2 separate regions of the Homo sapiens genome follow, and region 1 is linked to region 2. Evidence: read pairs that join two places in POLR2A ChIA-PET (ENCODE). Cell type or tissue: GM12878. All regions are shown on one strand.

Region 1 (4,000 bases), 200 kb after region 2:
ACATGGGAGAGAGAGAAAAATAGAGGGATGAAGACTGAGCTTTGGGAAATATGCACATCTTGGGTAAAATGAAGAAAGAAAGTGAAATGTGAAAAGAAAACCTCGGTAGCATGAGGTAAGAGAAGAAAGGAAGGAGTGAGTTTGAAGAAGGTCCAGGTAAGGGTCACTCATGTCTGAAGTCCAGGAGGATGTGGCTGAGAAGAAGCCCTTGAATGTGATGAGAAGGTCTTGGATGACCCACGGTGAAGCAGGGAGGTATGGGAGTGAAAACCAATTGCAGCAGGGCCAGGAGGGGTGAGAGGAGTCTGGGGCACTTGGGGTCATTGGACAGGGCAGGGGCAGGGGCAGCAGAGGACTCTGAGCACTGTAGAGGGAGCTCCAGGAAGGGAAGCGGGAGTGAGCCAAGGCGCTATACACTGCAGAATTCTCACCTTCCTAGAGCAGCCCTCTGATATTTATGTCTGTTTTCAGTGGTGGTTTATATTTTAGATAGTGAATACATTTGTGTGATTCTAAACTTTAAAGAGGAAAAAAAGAAAAAAAAATATTTTCTATGAGAAGCCTTCTTCCCTCCTATCCCTGTTTCCCAGCCACTCTGTTTTTCTTGCTCCCAGCAAGAGCATGTCGCCAGTTTCAGTGTTACAGGTTTCTGGGCTGTCCTTTCAAAGAGATTCTAAACATAGACAGTATCTTTTTCCTTTGGCTACCACCCCTCCTGTTACTACACAGACTGTAGCACACAGTGCACACTAGGCTGTCGTTTGCTTCTTTCACCCGATCATCTATCTTGGAGACCAGTCCCTTTCAATATATAAAGGGCTTCCTCGTTCTTTTATTTTTATATTGCCATGTAATACTCTATATCACGAGTCTATCATAACTTTCATAGCCAGCCTGTTATTAATGACATATAGATTATTTCCATCTTTTGCTTGTTATAAGCAAGGCTGCAGTAAGCCTAAGTCACTTGACTTGTGTAGCTCTATAGGACACATTATCTTACAGTTGGATTTACCAGAACAAAGGGCATTTGCATTTTAATTTGTAATAAATATTTCCAAGTTGCTCTCCATAAAGCAGGTTCTTCTCTCCCTCCTGCAACATATGAACATACCTGTTTCCCCAGGCCAACCAATGTGTTATCAAACTTTTTTTTAATTCTTGCAAATAGTGGATGAAAACGACTAGTTTGTTCTGTCCAACTGCCTGGACTCTCCTTCCACCTTTTCAGCACCTGCCCTCATGCCTCACCTTGAAGTTTTTCTACAGTGATTTTACATTTTCTTCTACCCTCTTTATCTCAAAAAAAATTTTTTTTCTAAGTTGGCAGAGCACATTCCTAACTATGAACTCCATTTTTGCATCTGGAGTGCCAAACACCAGCTTCTCTGAGTCCAAGGGTGGGGGCGCAAGCTCACTCTGTGACTGTGATTTGGACCTAAGTGAGTTTTTTAGTCACTTTGCTGTGCTTATGTGTCCTTTTCTGCTGTCTCAAAACTGCTCCTGTTCTTTGTTCCTTAAATACCACCTCTATAGGGCTATTTGTAGTGGCATTTTCCCAAAGGTTCAGGATAGCAGAGCACAGCAGACAACTGAAAATGGAACTGTGGATGTCCTGGTTTCTGGAAGTCCATTGCTCCCTCCTCCACTGGGCGTTTCTCACTGGCTTCCTTCTCTGCAGATTTTAGCCTTTTGCTAACCTGCGTGCACTTTCCCCTTTCCTCTGCCTCCTACTGGTTCCTAGCCCCAAAGTTTTAGCTGCTACTACAGAGTGGTCTAGCCATCTCTGATTTGCAGTTTCCCTTCAGAACGCACCTTCAAGATCCCTCATGTAAAATGAAGAGGCTCACGTTAAAAGGCCTAACAAGTAATTTTTCTCAAAAATAAAGTTCTTCCCCTAAGAGCAGCTTGACTATTAAGATACCAGTGTCTTCACTCATATCTTTTTTTTTTTTTTTTTTTTTTTGAGATGGAGTGTTGCTCTGTCGCCCAGGCTGAAGTGCAGTGGTGCAATCTTGGCTCACCGCAACCCCTGCCTCCCCGGTTCAAGCGATTCTCCTGCCTCAGGCTACCAAGTAGCTGGGGTTACAGGCACCCGCCACCACCATACCTGGCTAATTTTTTGTATTTTTAGTAGAGGCAGGGTTTCACTATGTTGGTCGGGCAAGTCTGGAAACTCCTGACCTCAAGTGATCCGCCCACCTCAGCCTCCCAGAGTGCTGGGTTTACAGACATGAGCTACTGCACTGGGCCTTTCACCCATATCTTGTCCCTGTGTGTCAGTTTTGCAAGGCAGTAATATCGAAACCAAATCCTAAAGCAGTTTATAATTTAGCCTGACACACTGTGCAAGCCAGGTTTTGTATGCAAGTTTGTGTGTATCATTAACTAATGAAATCTTAAAAAGCAGTTTGGCTTATTTATAGATAATGGAGCTGTTTCTTAACCTTGTGCCTTTTTTTTAAGCTGGTAGAAGCATATCCTGGTTATTATCTGGAATGTAGTAATACGGTAACCTTAAGAATGCCATAAATATTTAACCTAATAAGGGGATTGCTAGTCTTCTTTTCTTGATTGAAAGGGAAACAAATATTAATATTTGATCATTAATATGTGTTTTGGCTGTACAGATTTCTCCAGAGGCTGTCTTACTGCTTTTTGGTAATTAGAAATTACCAAAAAAAAAAAAAAAGAAAAGAAAACAAGACTAGTAACCCAAAAAGGACTTACTTGGTGAAATTGTCAATTGTCAGTTGGGCACTGTGGCCACTCCTTCCTATACTCTTCCCTGACTTCCAGAAGAGAAGCCAGGAACTAGGTCTCCCAGAGTCCCCTTTTATATGTGAAGTCCACTCCCAGGACTCCCAGGAAACTTGCAAGGCTGAAGAAAGAGAGGCAGTTAGTCATAGGAGACAGTTCAGTCAGATGTGTGAGCCAAGGCCAGTGTATGGTTTAGCAGCAGTGGACAGTCAGGCTCTGTGAATCACTCTTCCCAAGCTGCAGGCTGACAGAGGCTGAGATCCTTTCCAGACGTCTTGGCTTCTGGGCAAGTTCTGGAGAATCTCTCGCTTCAATATTGAATTGTATAACAACAGTACAAGGTCTAGGAGAAAAGAAATGGAAGTGTACTGTTGTCAGGTTCTTTATAGTATATGTGGAATAGTGCATAATATTACTTTAAAGTAGACTGTGGTAAGTAAAATATATAATATAAAATCCTTAACTTCTGAAAAAGAGTTATAGCTAATAGCCAACAAATGGGATAAAATGGAATCATAATAAATATTCTAATTAATCCAAAATAAGGCAGGAAAAGAGGGGAAAAAGAACAGATTGAACAAATAGCAGGATTTCTATAGAATTTGAATGGAAACCCAACCATATCAATAATCACAATGTAAATTGTCTAAACGTTTCAACTAAAAGGCAGAGATTGTTAGACTGAGTAAAAAAAAGCAAGACCTAACTATATGCTGCCTATAAGAAACTAACTATAGCTATGAAAACACATATAGATTAAATGTGAAAGGTTGGGGAAAAAATGTATTATGCAACACTGATCAACAGAAATTGGGAATGGATTGTTAATATCAGACAAAATAAATTATAGGGCAAAAAATATTACCAGGAATAAAAATGGTCATTTTAGAAAGATAAAGGGGTCAATTAAAAAAAAGGACATAACCATCCTAAACTTGTATGTATCTAATAACAGAGTTTTGAAATATGTGGGTCAAAACTGATAGAACTGAAAGGAGAAATACACAGTTATATACAATTATATTCAGAGATTTCTCTACCCTCAATAATTGCTAGAGCAAGGAGACAGAAAATCAGGAAGGATACGAAGACCTGAACAACACAATCAACCAACTTGATCTAACAGACTTATAGAACACTCCACCCAACAATAGCAGAATACACATTCTTTTCAAGTGTGCCCAGAACATTAACCAAGGTAGACCACATCCCGTATCATAAAATATCTCAATAAATCTAA
Region 2 (4,000 bases):
TCTCCTCAGAGCAGTCAGGGGTAATAGGGACAAGAGAGGATTTTTATCAGAGAATAAGAGAATATTCAAACTGAAAGGGGACTCTGGGTGGGTATTTTGGGGACTGTGTGTCCTTACCTAGATTGATGGCTGTAGGTAATAGCTTCAGTTTTTGTATCTGACAAGAACTTAAGCGTGTGTCATAAGTTATCATTTTTTAACAAATAAAGACCTTTATTAAGTAATATCCATGCAGAAATTGCTTTGTTTTAACACAGATGTTATTTAAGATTTCTTGACAGCTAGTCATTAGTTTGAAGAATTTTATTTACAAACAGTTTTGGGTAATCTGATACTTTGGATAGATAAAAGAAAATTGGCCATATTTGTGGTTCAACAATAAAGTTACTTGGAAAGTATGGCTTCTGCTCTTAGGCAGGTACTTTAAGTCAGTCAGCTGTTTAATTTTGAAAAGTTCATGCTTCAAATGTTAAAATCTTAATTTAAAATACATGAATGTAAGAATTTGAATTTTAATCTTTTCATAAAACCATAGATGACACAATTTTATAAAATATGATTATTGAACCAAATGCATTAGAAAGCTAAGTAGCTATAGTCACCTCTTCAGGTAAGTAAGAAGTTAACTAGATTTCTTGAGAGAATTTACACATTATGTAGACTTAATAGCTCACCTCCAGAACTCCTGTTCTGATATTTTTTTTAAATTATTATCATTGGTTATATCATAGATCTGAAATTAATGCCAAAAACAATAAAAATAGCCACTGATTATTGATCATTTGCTGAATGCTACACACTTTAAAGATGTAATTTTGTATAGTCTTCACTGCCCTGTATGGTAAAGTGCCATTGATCTCATTTTACAGATGAGGAATCCCAGGTTCCAAAGGATTAATAAATTGCCCAGTATTACACACTTGTTAGCCAGAATTTAAAACCAAGTTTGACTTGTAAGGCCCTGCCTTTTCTTATCACGCATGCTAATGTCTTATTTGAATGGACTCACTGATTTTTACGCCTAGGGTCTTTTCCTTGGTCCTTTCAGCGATAAGGAAGACAAAATCCATTCTAGGTTTTTCCTGAATGGAACTTCTTTACGTTTAAGACATGGCTCACACCTGTAATCCCAGCACTTTAGGAGGCCAAGGTGGGCGGATCACTTGAGGTCAGAAGCTTGAGAGCAGCCTGGCCAACATGGTGAAACCTCATCTCTACTAAAATTACAAAATTAGCTGGGCACACACCTGTAGTCCCAGCTACTTGGGAGGCTGAGGCGGGAGAATTCCTTGAACTTGAGAGGTGGAGGTTGTGGTGAGCAGAGATAGTGCCACTGTACTCCAGCCTAGGTGACAGAGTGGGACTGTGTCTCAAAAAAAGAAAAAAGACATCACTCCAGTGTAATTAGGCAAATACTGTACTTATGTATCAAGTACATAAAAGCACTACCTTAGGCTCTGGAAGCTATTCCCAAATGTAACAGATCAATCACTGTCCCCTTTATAGGCAAGATGATATGCCACTGGAAGGTCTTATGGGGGAAATAACATTTCAGTTGGGCTGTAAAGAATGGATGGAATTTCAGTAGTAGTTGCCATTGTCAATAAAACAGCAAGTCAGAGCAGTAGAAAAATTCAGTGAAGAGAGAATGGCAAGTAGTCCAGTATATTAAATGTCATGAGGTTAAGTTGCCATAAAACTTTTATTTAACAAAATAATAAGCAGTATATATACTAGGTGTGCTGATTATATTTGCACACCTGCCATGTGCAGGGCACTATGGAGATAAAAAGATGAAGAATAAGTGAGGTCCCTGAAACTCACAGTCCAGCTGGGAGACATAGTACAACAAGTTGTAATATATAAGATTGACATAAATATAATAAAGGTATAAACAAAGCACTTTAACCTAGAATAAAACAGGACCTTGGACATTATTTTACTTCCCCTTTGTACTGCTCAAATTAGCATGTGCATTTTCTGATGTTTACCTGAATGTTATATATTCTATTATCTCTTCACCTTTGCTTATAATCCAACACTTGAATTTGTATTTGGAATCCCTTCAATAAATGGGATTCTCTTTACCAAAAAAGGCAGCTCAACCTTCTGTCCAACTATAACTCCTACCACATTACACAGTACTATAACTGGTACCACATTTACACAGTACCTATATTAAAAATCTAAAAGTCATCCATGACTTTCACCTTTCCTTTCTCCTCTCATCTCTGCGTACAACTCACACCTGCCAGGGAGTGCTAATAAATCTTGACTTTGAGTGTCTTTTAAACATATTCTCTCTTCCCAGTCCCTACGCTGGTACTTGAGTGCAGACCTACTGCTTTGAATTATTTTATTGGCCTCTCTGTTTCTAGTTATCACTGGCAATCCACTCTTCACAACACTATTAGAATTACCTGTTTTGTTTTATTTTATTTTATAATTTTATTTTAATTTTATTTAATTTTAATTTTAATTTTATTTTATTTTATTTTATTTTATTTTATTTGAGACAGGGTCTCATTCTGTTGCCCAGGCTAGAGTACAGTGGCATGATCTCGGCAGCCTAGATGTCCCAGGCTCAACTGATCCTCCCATCCCAGCATCTCAAGTGCCAGGACCACAGGTGCACACAACCACGCCTGTCTAATTTTTGTATTTTTTGTAGTGACAAGATTTCGCCACGTTGCCCAGGCTGGTCTCGAACTCCTGGGCTCAAGCAATCCGCCTACCTCAGCCTCCGAAAGTGCTGGTATTACAGGCATGAGCCACCGTGCCCAACCAGAATTATCTTTTCTAAACAATTATTTTCAGTATTCTAATAGGTTCCAGTTTTAAGCCTGATGAAGCCCAAACTCCTTAGCAAACATACCTACCTAAAGATACTCACCCTGTCTCCCTAAGCAGTGTTTTTAGGCACTGATAATGCAAAGGACTTAGGGAGCTCGGACTGGTGGGTCTCAATCAAATGTCACCTCCTCTTGTTATAATTGTTTATGTATCTTACCTTTCCCACCTCTCTGGAATATGTTTTCAGTGAGTAGTTCTGAAATGTATTCATTTCTGATATTCATCCCAAAATATTTAATGAAAACCTAAGTTCTCAGTTTTGTACCTATTAGCAAAATATAGATGTTTTTGAAATGAAAAAATATACCTGAAAATTATGGCAACTGTTTATTCCAGGAAGAAGTTTGGCTTTTGAGTCAACAAAAAAAGTAGATGTGCAACAAACATCTTATGCCCTTTGGACCTCATCAGCCCCAAGAGAGCTGTATATAACCATGGCCCATAATGTCAGGGAAACATCATTTTTAAAATGTTTTGTAGAGGACTCAATAACCTAAAGTTAAAGGTTGAGGTACAGTCACAATTTTTACCATAAAGTCATGGTAAAATATGCATGTTGGAGCCCTTTTGAGGTATGGAATTTAGGGAACTCTGTCAATGTAATTCTGAGCATATACACTGGGACTTTGCAGCTTGAATGCTGAATCTCCTGTTTTCTTTATACAATGTGGCTGTGTAGAACAGCTCCAAGAAATCCGTTATTATCTTCTCTGACTCCTCCTTGAGTGGTTTGAAGGGTCCCCCTCCCATTGCACCAGTCATTTAGAGATGAAGGCATGCATGCTTCCTCAAATCATTGCGACCTGCTGTCATAATGTCAGTTTCAGTGGTATGTGGTATTAGAATGATGGAAGAGTTTTATTCAGCATAGGATAGAGCAGGGGTCAGCAAACTACAGCCAGCCACCTATTTTTGAAAGCCTTGCAAGCTGTTTTTACATTTTTTATGTTTTACATTTTTTAATAGTTAAAAAAATTAGAATAAGAGTAATATTTAATAACATGAAAAGCTTATGAAATTAAATTTCAGTGTAAAAGGTTCATTGGAAGCCAAACATACCCATTCATTTACCTTTCTTGTATGGCTGCTTTTGTTCTGCAACAGTGGACTTGAGTCATTGCTGCAGAGACCCTCTGGTCCACAAAGC

The links. Peaks named below come from ENCODE experiments on the same cell type or tissue, not always from the same donor. Only the 100,000 strongest peaks of a DNase experiment are listed, where the experiment ranks them.
Region 1: POLR2A ChIA-PET joins it to region 2 with 8 read pairs; 11 of 35 experiments call an interaction of 5 or more read pairs at or near these places.

Annotation. Positions count from the first base shown.
Region 1 is chr7:43,782,656-43,786,655 of GRCh38, forward strand. All of the region lies in intron 2 of BLVRA (biliverdin reductase A), which reads left to right. Among named protein-coding and RNA genes, the nearest start is that of BLVRA, 26 kb to the left of the region's middle. RefSeq lists an enhancer at 1,704-1,853. In GM12878, no CTCF peak of the experiment used is centred here; DNase peaks (open chromatin) are centred at 1,716 and 2,276; H3K4me3 peaks cover 1,315 bases; H3K27ac peaks cover 1,644 bases.
Region 2 is chr7:43,587,460-43,591,459 of GRCh38, forward strand. All of the region lies in intron 1 of STK17A (serine/threonine kinase 17a), which reads left to right. Among named protein-coding and RNA genes, the nearest start is that of STK17A, 6.4 kb to the left of the region's middle. In GM12878, no CTCF peak of the experiment used is centred here; a DNase peak (open chromatin) is centred at 3,642; H3K4me3 peaks cover 3,348 bases; H3K27ac peaks cover 4,000 bases.